Regions from separate parts of the Homo sapiens genome. Here region 2 is linked to region 1. Evidence: chromatin loops called from intact Hi-C (ENCODE). Cell type or tissue: B cell. All regions are shown on one strand.

Region 1 (8,000 bases):
CCTCAAAAACAAAAATAAATAAATACATAAATATATTGGGCCAGGTGCAGTGGTTCACGCCTGTAATCCCAACACTTTGGGAGGCTGAGGCAGGCAGATCACTTCAGGTCAAGAGTTTGAGACCAGCTTGGTCAACATGGTGAAACCCCATCTCCATTGAAAATATAAAAATTAGCCAGGTGTGGTGGCACACATCTGTAGTCTAAGCCACTTGGGAGGCTGAGACAGGAGAATCACTTGAGCCCCAGAGGCGAAGGTTGCAGTGAGCTGAGATTGCGCCACTGCACTCCAGCCTGGATGACAGAGTGAGGCCCTGTCTCCAAAATAAATAAATAAACATAAAAGCTAAATACATAAATAAGTAAATATATTGGGCCAGGCACAGTAGCTCACGCCTGTAATCCCAGCACTTTGGGAGGCAAAAGCAGGTCAATTGCTTGAGCCCAGGAGTTTGAGACCAGGCTGGGCCACGTGGCAAAACCTCGTCTTTCTACCAAAAATACAAAAATTAGCCAAGAGCAGTGGTACATGCCTGTCGTCCCAGCTACAGGACAGTTTTGAAACACATGAACTATCACAATCTTGCAAATTCTATGAAACTGTGTCTTTTATTTTTAAAATCATGAAAGTTTTGCATTTTCTCCATTACTTCTATGTTTGTTACAGTATAACAATGACACTTTCCCTAACTATACAGTTAAATTACTTCACATTTCTCCTCAAATTGGCTGAGTAAAATTGAAAGTCCTCCACTCTCATGCCTTCCCCCAGCCCTGACTGCAGAGATTCCTGAGCTCTTATGTGAGATGCACAGCTCTAATGCTGGGGGCTTCTTCTATTTTTTGTTTTTGTTTTTAGACAGATTTTCGCTCTTGTCACTCAGGCTGGAATGCAATGGCTTGATCTTGGCTCACTGCAACCTCTGCCTCCTGGGTTCAAGCAATTCTCCTGCCTCAGCCTCCCAAGTAGCTAGGATTACAGGTGCATGCCACCACACCCAGCTAATTTTTGTATTTTTAGTAGAGATGGGGTTTCACCATGTTGGTCAGGCTGGTCTCAAACTCCTTCCTCGGCCTCCCAGAGAGCTGGGACTACAGGCATGAGCCACCGCACCCAGCCAGGACTTCTTGATCTCCTTTGTCAAATGCCTGAGTGTTCAATGAATGATTGAACATGTCAAAGTCAAATAAAATATAGAGATGAATTTCTACGTTTAAAAAGTCTTATTTGGGAAGCAAAAATTGCAATTCGAGCACACAGGCCGGGTGTCCTTCAATTTGAAAAACAGGCAGTTACAGCAGCCAGGTTTGCAGAGAATTGCATTCTTGGAGCAATGTTTTGTACCCTGAGTGCTTTTTCACTCCTTGCTTCTCCATCTTTAATTGGATATAACAAGGATGATCCAATTTGTATGATCAACTTCCATGAACATTATGTTGTCTAAATAAGGAGAAACTCCTATGGATAAATTGCCCTTAGTAACCAAACAGTTGACTTCACACAGCCATTCAGTTCACACTTAAAAGGAAAGCTCACAAACCTCTTTCACTGGCTTTAGACCAATACATGTAGAAAGATTTACTTATACATTAGGGAAGCCAAAATATATGTTTATATTAATTCCATTCATTTATTCATTGCTTAAGTCCAAGGAGAAAATTTCATAGTTCTGTTCCTTGTGGCTTAGCCTAGCATCTTGAAAAAGGATAATCCCTAAGTATTAAGTAAAGATCAGGGGATCTTCAAGGTATAGTATAAAAGGCACTGGCCTGGGAATCAGAAGAAGGGAATCAGAAGAAGTGGGTTCTAGTCCTCCCTCTACTAGGAGCCTACCACCTGTCATTAGGAAAGAAATTTAATGTCTTTTTCTTTTTCTTTTCTTTTCTTTTCTTTTCTTTTTTTTTTTTTTTGAGATGGTGTCACGCTCTGTTGCCCAGGCTGGAGTGCAGTGGCACAAATCTAGGCTCACTGCAACCCCTGCTCCCTGGGTTCAAGTGATTCTCATCCTTCAGCCTCCCAAATACCTGGACTACAGGTGTGCACCACCATACTTAGCTAATTTTTGTATTTTTAGTAAAGGCAGGGTTTCCCCATGTTGGCCAGGCTGGTCTGGAACTCCTGGCCTCAAGCGATCCACCTGCCTCGGCCTCCCAAAGTGGTGGGATTATAAGCGGAAGGCACCATGCCTGGCCAAAAGCTTATTTTAAAATCATATTTTCTTTCATTTAATCTTTATGAGTGGATTGTAGAAACCATGGAATTGCTTAAGATTGACATGTTTTCTGAACTAAAATGAGTGAAATGTGTATATTCATCATCTGACAAGCCAGTTGTTTAATGTAGTCAACATGCTTGTTATGTAATCACTTCTGGTTGTATTTCTAAATTCTGGGCCTCCCAACTTCTCTAGCAGGTCAAGCCAGGAGGACTTTCATGAACTACATCAGCATGCCAATCCCAACCATTCACTAAGATTCACTCTTAGATTTTGCTGGGAAATATAAGATACAAATAAAATTGCCAAAGTGACTCCTCATGGTTATATTATGCAGAGAGATAGACTGTTGTTATGTTGTTTCCTTAGAAATCATTACAAGCTGCTTCACGTGTGTGTGTGTGTGTCACAGTATATTACATGTGCAATATATTATACATGCAATATATTAAAAGATACAGGTTGGTCACTGTGGCTCAAGCTGTAATCCCAGCACTTTGGGAGGCTGAGGTGGGTGGATCACCTGAGGTCAGGAATTCGAGACCAGCCTGGCCAACATAGTGAAACCCTGTCTCTACTAAAAATACAAAAATTAGCCAGGCGTGGTGGCACACACCTGTAATTCCAGCTACTTGGGAGGCTGAGGCAGGAGAATCGCTTGAACATGGGAGGCAGAGGTTGTAGTGAGCTGAAATCACACCACTGCACTCCATCCTGGGCAACAGAAAGAGACTCCATCTTAAAAAAAAAAAAAAAAAAAGATTAGCAGGGCCCATTATCTCTTTCCTGAACTTTGTCTGTATCAAATTATTCAAGAATCTCATGGCCTGACACGGTGGCTCACGCCTGTAATCCCAGCACTTTAGGAGGCCAAGGCGGGCAGATCATCTGAGGTTGGGGGTTGGCAACCAGCCTGACCAACATAGAGAGACCTCATCTCTACTAAAAATACAAAATTAGCCAAGTATGGTGGCACATGCCTGTAATCCCAGCTATTCGGGAGGCTGAGGCAGGAGAATCGCTTGAACCTGGGAGGCAGAAGTTGCGGTGAGCCGAGATTTTGCCGTTGCACTCCAGGCTGGGCGACAAGAGTGAAACTCTGTCTCAAAAAAAAAAAAAAAAAAAAGAATCTCGGGCACAGGCTTTGGCCATCCAAATGGACAGTCCTGTTAACAAACACCAAAGAAAGAACTGATAAATCTGGTCATTTCTGACAACACGTGTTTTCTGCCACTGCTATTTCTATTATGGCCACATGGAGTCACTGTTGAAAACTGTCCAATGCTTTCTCACCCAATGCTAGGATGAAGCAATGCCCTGCTGTTTCAAATGTCCTCATAAAAACAGCTTACATTTACTTTGAACATACTGTGTGACAGTATTGTGTTGTGTCTAATTACATCACAATATGCCTGTGAATGTTGTTGTTATCCCCATTTTATGGATATGAAAATTGAGAAAATTAAGCAAAATGACCAAGGTCATAGAATAAGTGGTGATTCCAACACAGATTTGACTGACTTTCTAATCATTGTGATTATAGGTCCATCCCTTAAACTTGTTCATGCTTTTTGATCTAGTAATTCCATTACTAGAAATCTATCTGAATTAGAGATGCACATGAAGGTACATACAGGAATTTTCAATGCCATATATGTAGGAAAGTTAGAAGCAATCTACAGTTCCAATGTGAGGAGGGGACTACTTAATTTGTAATCTATCCACAGATTAGAATACTATTAGATTATAAATATAGATCTCTATTTATACATATGTTACATATAATTTATATGTAATATATAATATGTATTATACTACATATTTATATTATATATAATATAATTTATATGTAATATATGTAAATATAGATCTCTATTTTTATATGTTACATATATGTATACATCATATGTATATATCATATTTATGTTACATATGTTATATCATATTTACATGTGTTACATCTGATATATATTTTATGTAACAATATATAAACATGTGTAATATGTAAACATGTATATTATATATAACACATATATACATATTACATTGTATGTAACATATATGAAGAGATCTAAGTTTATATGTATATCACATATATATGTATATTTACATATATACACACGTATATACACATACACACACATATACACATACACACACACACACACACACACACACACACACACACACACACACACATATATATTTTAGAGACAGGGTCTACTATGATGCCCAGGCTGGAGTGCAGTGGTTGTTTACAAGCACAATCATAGGTCACTGTGGCCTAAGACTCTTGGGCTCAAGTGATCCTCCTGCCATAGCCTCCAGAGTAGCTGGAGCTACATACATGCCACCATGCCCAGCTAACATATTACATTTATTAAGTGATTAATATTAATATTAGCCACTTATAGTTCTAAGCATTTTAGGTATATTGGCTCAGTTAACACCCACAAAACCCTAGGATACAGGTAGTAATAGAATATTTTATCTAGCGTAAGAAATCATCATTATGAAACACTTCATTATTTTGGCCAGGTGTGGTGGCTCACACCTGTCTGTAATCTCAGCACTTTGGGAGGCTAAGCCAGGGGGATCACTTGAGACCAGGAGTTCGAGACCAGCCTGGCCAACATGGCAAAACCCCGTCTCTACTGAAAATACAAAAATTAGCCAGGTGTGGTGGTACGCACCTGTAATCCCAGCTACTCGGGAGTCTGAGGCACGAGAATCACTTAAACCCAGGAGGCAGAGGTTGCACTGAACCAAGATCACGCCACTGCACTCCAGCTTGGGCGACAGAGCGAAACTCCATCTCAAAGAAAAAAAAAAAGAAGTAGCATTAACAATTTTCTTATTTCCTCTGTGATTTCTTTTTCTAAGCCGTTGTTGCTATGGAGACCATGAAGAATCAGTGAGACTGAAAGTCATGTACCAGTGCCCATAGGCAAATGTTTTAAAGTGTGAACATTGGATTTTGGAATCTGACACTAATGTTCTTGCAGTTTGGCTTTGTGTATTCCCAAGTAAGTTTTCTTTCTGTTTTTGGGAGACTATAGTTTCTAAAGTTGGTCCAGGGAACTGATTCGTGAGTCAGAAGTATTTGGTGAGCTTACTAAAATATAGATTTCTGGGCTGCACCCTTAGAATTACTTCATCAGAATATCTAGAAGTGCGATTCAGGAATCTGTATTTTTTTTAAAACAAGGTTTAGCATTTATAAATGGTTTTAGCTAAAGCATGAGAACCATTACTGAAGACCATCACTGGATGTGTGCCAATAATTCATGGAATTCTAGATTTACTTTTTAATTTACTTTTCTTTCTCTCTTTTTTTGAAACAGAGTTTCACTCTGTCACCCAGGCTGGAGTGCAATGGTGTGAACACAGCTCACTGCAGCTTTAAACTCCTGGGTTCAAGCGGTCCTCCCCCGTCAGCCTCCCAAGTAGCGAGCCTCCATACCTGGCTAGTTTTTGTATTTTATGTAGAGACAGATTGTCTCCATGTTTCCCAGGCTGGTATCAAACTCTAGAGCTCAAGAGATCTTCCAGTCTTGGCTTCCCAAAGTGCTGGGATTATAGGCATGATCCACCACACCTACTCTTTGTATTTAATTTTCTGAAAAGGATATGGTCTTCTTTTTTCATTTTATTTCATTTTATTTTATTATTTTATTTTTATAGAGACAAGGTCTACCTATGTTGCCCAGGCTGGCCTCGAACTCCTGGGCTCAAGGGATCCTTCTGCCTCAGCCTCCCAACGTGCTAAAATTACAGGCATGAGCCATAACGCACAGCGCTAAAGAGTATGTTTTACCACATGAAAAACATCTCATCAAATCCAGTTATTGCTGGAGTTAAGCACTTTTCTCCATGCAGACCAAGTGGATGCTTTTTTTCTATGCTTGCTTCCATATTAATTTTTGACTTAGATTTCAGAGACTTTTATTAATTTACTTACATGTGATTTTCAACTGTGATCCCCTCTTTAGTAATGAGTTCTATGAACTTAGACCCCAATAATTCCATGAATTCAGATGCACAGTCACTCATACAAGTACAGCATTACTCATTTCTATTATTTTGTTTGTTTGTTTGTTTGAGATGGGGTCTGACTCTGTTGCCCAGGCTGGAGTGCAGTGCAGTCTGGAGCTCCCAGGCTTAAGTGATCCATCCCCTCATCTCGGCCTCAAGAGTAGTTGGCACTACAGGTGGATGCCACCATGCCCAGCTAATTTTATTTATTTATTTATTTATTTGTAGATACAGCGTCTCCCTATGTTGCCCAGGCTGGTCTTGAACTCCTGGGCTCAAGCAATCCTCCCCACTTGGCCTCTCAAAGTGCTAGGACTACAGGAGTGAGCCACCGCGCCTGGCCCACTATTCCTGCCACATTTAGTACTAACTCATGTCTTCTTTTCTTCAGAATAAGAAAGGAAGAAAAGTGTCCTTGGAAGAGACAAGAGACAAGAGAGATTGCTGTCCCGTGTTTCTTTCCTCTGCAGGCTGTTGTATCCTGTCAGAGCCATCTGTCACTGGATCTCTTAGGAAATGCTACTGCTGCCAGACTGTCTTGTGGGCAGAAGTGCCTGTACCTGCCAGTGGTTGCAAGGCAGAGGAAACAGCCTCTAGTTGGATGGGGACCAGCATCTGGGAAATACTCTGACTCCACTCCTGGGGATAGAACCCATGTTTTCTTCCTGGGTCAAGCCACTTCTCGTTGGTCTATGGCAATCCAGCTGGGTTAGGAAAAGAAAAGCCCGCCTGGGCAGCCACATAGCTAAAGGCTCAGGACATTAAACACTAGGCTTGCTCTTCTTTGTCCCAGTGTATTAAAAAACAAACACTCCATGTAGTTCCCTGAGACACAAAAACAGGCCTTTAAACTGACCTTTCTAAAGAAACTGTTAGCTGGGCATGGTGGCTCACACCTGTAATCCCAGCACTTTGGGAGGCCGAGGCAGGCAGATCACTAGAGGTCAGAAGTCCAAGACAAACTTGTCCAACATGGTGAAACCCCATCTCTACTAAAAGAAAAAAAATTAGTGGGGCATGGTGGCAGGCGCTTGTAATCCCAGCTACTCAGGAGGCTGAGGTAGGAGAATCGCTTGAATCCAGGAGGTGCAGGTTGCAGTGAGCCAAGATCACGCCACTGCACTCTAACCTGGGTGACAGAGCTAAACTCTGTCTCAAAAATAAAAAAGAAAGAAGGAAGGAAGGGAGGGAGGGAGGGAAAGAAAGAGGGAAGAAAGAGAAAGGAAGGAAGGAAAAAAGGAAGGAAAGAAAGAAAGAAAGAAGGAAAGAAAGAAAGAGAAAGAAAGAAAGAAAGAAAGAAAGAAAGAAAGAAAGAAAGAAAGAAAGAAAGAAAGAAAGAAAGAAAGAGAGAAAGTAAAAAAGAAAGAAAGAAACTGTTGCCAGGGGAGGTGACTCAGGCCTGTAATCCCGGCACTTTGGGAGGCCAAGGTGGGCAGATCACCTGAGGTCAGCAGTTTGAAATCAGCCTGACCAAAATGGTGAAACCCCGTCTCTACTAAAAGTACAAGAATTAGCCAGGCTGTGGTGGCGCACACTGTAATTCCAGCGACTCAGGAGGCTGAGGCGGGAGAATCGCTTGAACCCTGGAGGTGGAGGTTGCAGTGACCCGGGATTGTGCCACTATACTCCAGCCTGGATGACAGAGGGAGACCCTGTCTCAAAAGAAAAGAAAAGAAAGAAAAAAAGAACCTGTTAAGATCTCCTAAAGCCTCTGCAAACTATGTCAAACATTCAATAGTTCCTTAGTTGG
Region 2 (8,000 bases), 180 kb after region 1:
GATCCCTAAGATCCTGCCATTGTGCCCTGATTCTGAGACTAGCATTATCAGGGAATCCATACAGCTTCATGCAGCCATTCTCTTGGGATCACAAAGGTTATGTATCTCCTTGTTTCACTTTAAAATTAGAAGATCTTGGAGATCATCAGTATAAAAGTCATACTGGTGTTTTCCTACCCTAAATATAATGCTCCTTACTCAGGAGAAGGGGGGACTGGGGATAACTTGAGGACAGCATTTGGTTCTGGGAATGAAGAGAGCAACAGGCCCCCCAGGGCAGCTCTTGCCTCTTCAGCCGAAGTTTGAGGCAGGTGACTGCCAGACCTCTTTCCCTGCTGGCCTCTTACCTCTCAACTCCAGAGAGGCATGGGGAGTAGGAGTGCCAGAGAAAATACAGGATGCTGGTTAAATTTGAGTTTCAGATTGACAACAATTTTTTTTTTGTATTAGATATCTTAAACATCGCATGGCTTAGTAGAAGCATATCTCAAATACTGCAGATGTATTTGCTAAGCCTGACAACCTTAGCTGGCAGGGGAACGGAAGAGAGCAAATGAGGAAGTGGGATCCCAGCTGGGACTGCCCCAGAGCACTGGGCTTTGGCCTTGGATCCCCTGGCGATCTTCCCCTCTCAGCGACAGGCAGCGAGGAGGAAGATCATTGGCTTCTCTTAGGGCCTGTGGCTGGAGGGAAAGTCAAGTTCAGGTGAGTGGGGAATGCTAGGGGATTTCCCTGGGGATCAGCAGGGAAGGCAGCCACATCCACACTCACTCAGAGCCGGCTGCTTCTAAGCATCAAGGCCTGATGCCGATGGTGCATGAGAGGGGCCCCTAGGGGCAGCCCCTGGGATCCCCCCAATGAAGGGCTGCTCCTGCAAATGAATGAATGGAGTGGGAGGCCACGGAGAACCTTCCAGGGCTGGTTGGCTGGGAAGTCCAAGCTTTTGCAACTGCAAGGGCCCTCAGCCCTGTCACACCCAGTGACCCCATTTGCTTATCAATACAATATTTTTTAAAAAGTCTTTTTACTATTTTGAAATTGCAACCCAAAATTTATTTTTAAATCTATGCAGTGCAACAACTGTGACATAAGGAATCAGTAGAGTCCATTTCTCTCTGTGAGGAATCTTCAGGAACTTAACCACTACAATATGTACTGACATAGGTATGCTGTGTTCATGATTTATATACTTCTGGGGGCATTAACATTATTAATCTGATTTTACAAAATTGTCAACAATTCTTGGCCAAGTTACAAACAACACACACAAAAAGTCTACCCTTGATTGACAACAAAATGTACGAGAAAATGTCATATACTTATAACCATGTTAATAAAAAGGCCTAATTGGGCATGATGGTTCAGACCTGTAATCCCAGTACTTTGGAAGGCTGAAGCAGAAGGATTCCTTGAGGCCAGGAGTTTGAGACCAGCCTGGGCAACATAGCGAGACTGCCATCTCTACATAAAATAAAATAAAACAAAAAATGCCTACATTTGTCTGCAAAATTTGTGTTTGGGCTGAGATCATTACCTGTGGGTTTTTCACCTGTATGAATGTTCAGCTGTATACTTGGAAATCGTCTAGGACATGGGATGATTTTTCACTTTACAGGGCTGACATAAGCAAAGTGGAACATCTGACCATTAAACTTTAGTAGTGTTCCCCCAATTATTATGATATTGGGGGAGTTATTATGATAACCCAACTATTCCTGACAGGGAGGAGGGAAGACAAGGGGCCAAGTGTTTATGGATTGGCTATTCATAGTGGCCAAGCATCACGTATAGCTGTTAACATATTTTTTTTATTCAAGCCTTGCAGCACCTCTAATTGGTGCATATCCTGGTATTCATTTTACAGATGGAGAAAGTGCGGCTCTGAGAGTTAGGTAGTGCTTAAGTGTGCACAGCCTGTACATGGAGAAGTATGAATTCTAATCCAGGTCTGTTTTAATCCACAGTCAGACGTTAACAACGATGTACTAATGGCGAAGGGAAAAAAGCAGCGGTTCCTGGTCAAATCTCCTCTAGAAACTCGAAGAAAGGGAAGGGGCAGGTGGTTTTGTTGGTCTTGTTTTGTTTTGCTTGGCATGGCTTAAGAGCTGCTCCTTCTGGAGGTAAGAATTAGACACTAGACCAGGTGATTTCTTGGGGTCGATTCTAACCCAATGAATTTATGTTTTTGTGAAAAATGTTAACTTTAAGAAATAATTTTCAAAAGTAGACACTTTGGACGGTCAATCACCTTTTTTTTTTTTTTCTGAGCTGCATATTTCTGATGTTTTCGGTGCACAAGTTGCCAGCAGGAATTCATCCCTCTGAACGTCTGTCATTTGGGTTTTGGCTTCTGCGTTTGTCAGATGTCCCAGGTGCCGTCAGGTGCTGGGTTGTGTCAGTGGTGACTGACCTGAGATGTGAGGTCTGCCTTCTTTTTGTTTGGGTATCAGTCCCAACAGCCACTTGGCCTCAGCGCTCTGTCACCAAGTTCTGCACTTGAAGTCTCTCTCTCTTCCCCAACAGGAAGTGGCCTTGGGCGGCCCAAGCGCTGTGTTACTGGGCTGCGGGCCGGTACTTGGGAAGAAGTCCTCCGCAGTTCAGCATCCCAGGATGCATCTAGCAGATTTGCTGCCTCATTTGAGGACTCAGGACACACAGGTCCCTCCACTGCTGTCAGCACAGCTCACCCACACCTGCTACACACCTGTCACTCCTGCAGCACCAACACCCCCCAGAGGAGCCTCCCAGGGGAGAAAATGGAACCACCAACAGGTTCTCCTATGAGAGCGTGGATCCAGAGAATATCCCTGAGCTTATTTCAAATATTAGTTCCAAAGGGCTAGAACTGCAGGGCTTAGAACAATCAATATAAAGATCGTGTTAAAATCTACTGGAAAATATGATTCAAATTGCAAAAGCTGAATTTTCATATTCTGCTTATCAAGAGTGTATTCAGGGAATCATGGGAGAAAATTTTTGCAATCTATCCATCTAACAAAGGTCTAACATCCAGAGTCTACAAGGGACTTAAACAAATTTGTAAGAAAAAAAGATAAGTGGGCAAAGGACATGAACAGACACTTCTCAAAAGAAGACATATATGTGGTCAAAAAACAAGTGAAAAAAACCTCAATATCACTGATCATTAGAGAAATTCAAATCAAAACCACAATAATGTACCTTCTCACACTAGTCAGAATGGCTATTACTGAAATGTCAAAAAACAACAGATGCTGGTGAGGTTGTGGAGAAAAAGGAACACTTTTACACTGTTGGTGGGAATGTAAATGAGTTCAACCATTATGGAAGACAGCATCGTGATTCCTCGAAGACCTAGGGGCAGAAATACCATTTGACCCAGCAATCCCTCTACTGGGTATGTACCCAAAGGAACATAAATCATTCTATTATAAAGATACATGCACACGTATGTTCACTGCAGCACTATTCACAATAGTAAAGACGTGGGATTAACCTGAATGCTCATCAGTGACAGACTGGATAAAGAAAATGTATATATAAACCATGGAATACTATGAAGCCATAAAAAGGAATAAGATCATGTCCTTTGCAGGGACACGGATGGAGTTGGAAGCCATTATTCTCAGCAAACTAATGCAGGAACAGAAAACCAAACACTGCATGTTCTCACTTATTAGTGGGAGCTGAATGATGAGAACACATGGACACTTGGGAGGAGCAACACACACTGGGGCCTGTTGTGGGTAAGTCATGGAGGGAGAGCATCAGGAAGAATAGCTAATGGATGCTGGACTTAACACCTAGGTGATGGGATGGTCTGTGCAGCAAACCACCATGGCACACATTTACCTATGTAACAAACCTGCACATTCTGCACAGGTACCCCAAACTTAAAAGTTGAAAAAAAAAATCAAGGTGTAGTTCACCCTTCCCCTGCCCCCCACTGCAAAATAAAAGAGCATATTCAGGGGATCTTTAGAATTTAGAGAGACTTTCAAAAGCTGCTTAGTACAATAACATTTATTGCATAAAGTGAAGCATAAATATTGGCATTGTGACTGTGGACTATTAAAAACGTACCCAAGTAAGCTGTGAATTTGGTTTCAGAATTCTAAATTAAGTAGCTTTGAATGAGATTTCTCCTAAAGCATTGGTTGTGTATTATATGCAGGAAGTCATTGGTTAGTTTTCTTCACATTTTATCTATTTACCCTTATTCTGCTGTATTTTTAAAAAATCATATTTGTTTTGTAGCTTTATTCCAACCTTTTGTTAGTTTCTGTGGCTCGGCCCCATCAGAGTTTTGTTTTCCCCGACTGCCATCTAGAGGCCAACAGGAGTAATTACAGACACTAGACTTCCCAGGTAGGAAAGGGTGGTGGAGACCGCAGGGCCATCAATTCATCTTTCCCGCTCTGCTGCCTAAGGGATGGTTTGCATGCCTGACTCTTCACGAATACTTTCATTCTGAGGTTGCAAGGTCTAGCTGGCCCTTCCACACACTCTCCTTTGGCTCCCTTAGAAGAGCATAGCTTGCCTCTTTAGATGTCTCATCTGTTTCAAGCTTCTGCCCAAGGACTTTATTTAATTAAAAAATAAAACAAAGCCATTCATTTCATTTCACGCTTCTAGGGAGGCAGCCTCGCCTTGGGAGCCCACGCTGTAGTATTTCAGGTGACTTTAGCCCCTGGAGGAGGTAGGTGTCACTTTGTGGAATCTTAGACACTTAACAGGTGGAAGGAGCTTTGGAGACTGTCTAGCAAGTGATCCTCAGCCTAGAAAATGGGTTTTCTCTGGCTCCAGAATTGCAATCAATTAGCAGCCAATCTTTCCCCCAAGTCACAGGAAGAAAGTTAATAAGAACGATTTTCTCAATTCTGAGTTTTCTCCCACTTATTTTTTTTCTTTTTCTTTTAATATTATTTTATTGAGACAAGGTCTTGCTCTGTCACACAGGCTGGAGTGCAGTGGTGCTGTCATGGCTCACTGCAGCCTCGACCTCCCAGGCTCAAGCAATCTTCCCACATCAGCCTCCTGAGTAGCTGGGACCACAGACACATGCCACCATTCCTAGCTATTTTTGTTTTCTTTTATTTGCAGACAGGAGGTCTCACTATGTTGCCCAGGCTGGCCTTGAACTCCTGGGCTCAAGTGATCCTCCCACCTCTGTCTCTCCAAGTGCTGGGATTATAGGTGTGATCCTCTGTGCCCAGCCCTCCCGTATATTTTTCTTAAATCATTGTACCTATTATGCTCTCTAACTGAATAGGCAACAGATGACTCTTAGGTGAGACCCTGGGACAGACGAACTGTGATCAACAGCTGCCCCTCTTCCCCTCCAATGGCTCAGGTCCCTTGTTTGGTATTTGACTATAAAGATAAGGCCTATATTTCCCCCTCTCTTTGCTGGAAAAAATTCTTTTTATTTCTTATCCTAAAAGTTAATTTATTTAGAAATTATTCTAAATTTATTTAGAAATCCACAATGTGCTGAGTAGGTCATATTGCTACATGCACCGAGTGGCATGTGGGGCTTCTATCATCCAGATAGCGTGAGAATCTGGTGGCAGATCCCCTTATTCCACAGAGGAAGCGGATAAGGCCGAGAAGGGTGAGGTGAGTACAGGGACAGAGCTGGGTCTGGAGTCCTAATTAGTAAAAAGGAGTCAGGCTGGTGGGAGGAGGGGAAAGCAAAAAGGGGAAACAGGTAAGCTGTAAGTCTGCCTTTCTTCATGGTCCAGACACACAGCCCTCCTGTGCAAATAACTCACAATCTTCCTGTGCCCAGGTATCACCAGACACCTGCAAGTTGGCTCACTGCAACCTTGGCGTTGTCAGTACCACACACAGCCCTCTCCAGCACACAGCACAAGCACCATCCTATAAAATCCCCAGCAAGCCTCTGCCTCCTGGCTGTCAGCTGCTCTTCTGCTGGCTGCCCGTTGCCTTCTTGCAACATATTTTCATGCTTTTTTTAAACAAACAAATCTGCCTTTCTTTATCTACAACTGTCTTGGTAAATTCTTTTACCCCCATGCCACCGGTCCAGATAATTGTGGCTCACCCACAACACTGGTCACTAGAAGAGCTGGGACCAGGGCCCTACTCCCATCACACTTGGCCCAGTGATTCTCCTTCTGAGACTCAAGCTCTTCGAGGTGCAGTTCCAATCACTAGGACACTTTCCTTTCGTTGAGGAACATTGTCTCTGGAAACCACCTGGTAAAAAGAGCAAGTGCAGCACTTTGCTCCCATGCTCAGGTCAGCAGGGAGTGTGGCTCAGCACTCGGGCAGGCTGTCCCCTCCCTCAAGGAGCAGAGACCAGGCTCAGAGGAGAATGTAGAGTGGGCAGAGCTGCTTCAGAAGTTGCGGTCATCAGGGATCAGGGTGGTCTGGAGCCTGTGTCCCTGGTGATGAGTGTAGGGGACCCACATGTGGAAGTTGTGGCCTCTGAAAGGAAAAGCCAGATCCAGCATTTTCCTTAACGGTCACTAATGACCTCTGCACTGCTAGATCCAATGGCCATTCCTCTGTCCTCATTGTCCTGGGCTTCAGCAGCTGGGGTGTGTTGATGGTCCCTTCTCTTTCATGATCTTTTTCCCCTTGGCATCCGGACGCCACCTTCTCTTGGTTTTCCTCCTGCTCCTTGGTCACTCTGCCTTCTCTGCTGTGTCATTCGCTGCACCTTAATCTTGTAATGTCACAATATCTTTGGACTTGCAAAAGGAAAATAAAATCCCTGGACCCCAAACTCACCATGCCAAAGGGAAAAGTGAATCTTGGCAACTGAGTTATGCTGAAACAAACAAACAACAAACCAACAACTGCCTTCCTTTTTTTCCTAGATAGCTGTAATTTCACATGCTTACTTTATCTTCTGTAGAATGTAGATTTACTGAGCACAGACAAATGCATAATTGACCTCCCCTTTTCACATGTAAAATGTGGATTCAGTGTGTACTAATCAGTGTTCTTTTTGCCAACCCTCCCTTTTTTTCCTTTCCTCCTTCCTCTCCTGCCCATTCTTTCCCTTTTAAACACTGAAGTTGTCAAAACCCTCTTTGGACAAAAGCACAGGCTACATATGTTCCTGTAACCTGCGTGTGTGTGTGTAATTTTTTCCTGAGCTCATCCTCAACCTTGGCAAAATAAACCTCTAAATCAGTTGAGATTTGCTGCAGTTCCTTCTTGGTTTCCAGCCTCATCACTTCCTCATCTCCCCACTGAGGCCTTATCCTGTCCCTTGTCTTTAAACATCTGTTTATCTACACATAACAACCCCTGCATGTCCATTGCCAGCCCTGAACTTTCTCCCAAAGTGCACACACATTCGTCCAAGTCCCTCCTTGAGATGGTGGCTTGGATGTCTAGGAGACGTCACACCGATGTGTCCAAATTTCCCCCAGATCTGCTCCGCCCACAGGTTCCCCCATTCCAGGTGTTGGTGGCTCCATTGGTCTAGCTTCCTAGGCTGAACATCCTTGACTCCTCTTTCTCTCACACGGCACACTTAATCCACCAGGAAATCCTGTTGGTTGTATCTTTAAAATACACCCAGAGTCAGACCACTTCTCCCACCTGTCTGCTGCCCCGGGTCACAGTGGCGTCATCATTTCCTGGCTGTGGCAGAACCTAGAACATTCCACCTGGTCTCCTGCTGTGACTCCTGCTACTCCTAAGGGTTCTCTTCAAAACTGCGTCAGGACAATCCTTTCAGAGCAGCTCTCATGGCACTCCTTCTCTCTCTGAGCCCTGCAGTGCTGCCCTTTTCCTTCAGTGCAGAAGCTGGCATCCTTCCCTGGTGTGCCAACCCGGTCCCCTGAGATACAGATGCCCGAGGGGTGGGGGGGGATTCAGTGAGCGAGGCTTTTCCGAGAGCATCTGCCCAAGAGAAGATATCAGGAAGGAGGGAGGAGGCTGAGGGAGGCATCAGGTTGGGATGCAGGTCAGATCTCCAATGCAGGAGAGAGAGGGAGAGTCAGGTGGGACAGTCCCAGGCTGCAGTGAAGCCTCAGGAC

Evidence for each region. A loop is a pair of places that touch in the nucleus more often than their neighbours do. Peaks named below come from ENCODE experiments on the same cell type or tissue, not always from the same donor. Only the 100,000 strongest peaks of a DNase experiment are listed, where the experiment ranks them.
Region 2: it touches region 1 in a loop (10-fold over the local background); 49 of 110 quality-filtered maps call a loop at or near these places.

Annotation. Positions count from the first base shown.
Region 1 is chr10:30,410,715-30,418,714 of GRCh38, forward strand. No RefSeq gene overlaps it. Among named protein-coding and RNA genes, the nearest start is that of MAP3K8, 19 kb to the right of the region's middle. RefSeq lists an enhancer at 7,885-8,000. In B cell, CTCF peaks have their summits at 3,475 and 3,678; DNase peaks (open chromatin) are centred at 3,497 and 5,107; H3K4me3 peaks cover 945 bases; H3K27ac peaks cover 3,824 bases.
Region 2 is chr10:30,587,082-30,595,081 of GRCh38, forward strand. LOC105376479 (a long non-coding RNA gene) reads left to right here and starts at 605. Exons shown (of 4, transcript XR_930794.4): 1 at 605-705; 2 at 1,073-1,164; 3 at 1,965-2,120; 4 at 2,524-4,078. In B cell, a CTCF peak has its summit at 4,308 (motif pointing left); DNase peaks (open chromatin) are centred at 580 and 4,310; H3K27ac peaks cover 319 bases; H3K27me3 peaks cover 255 bases.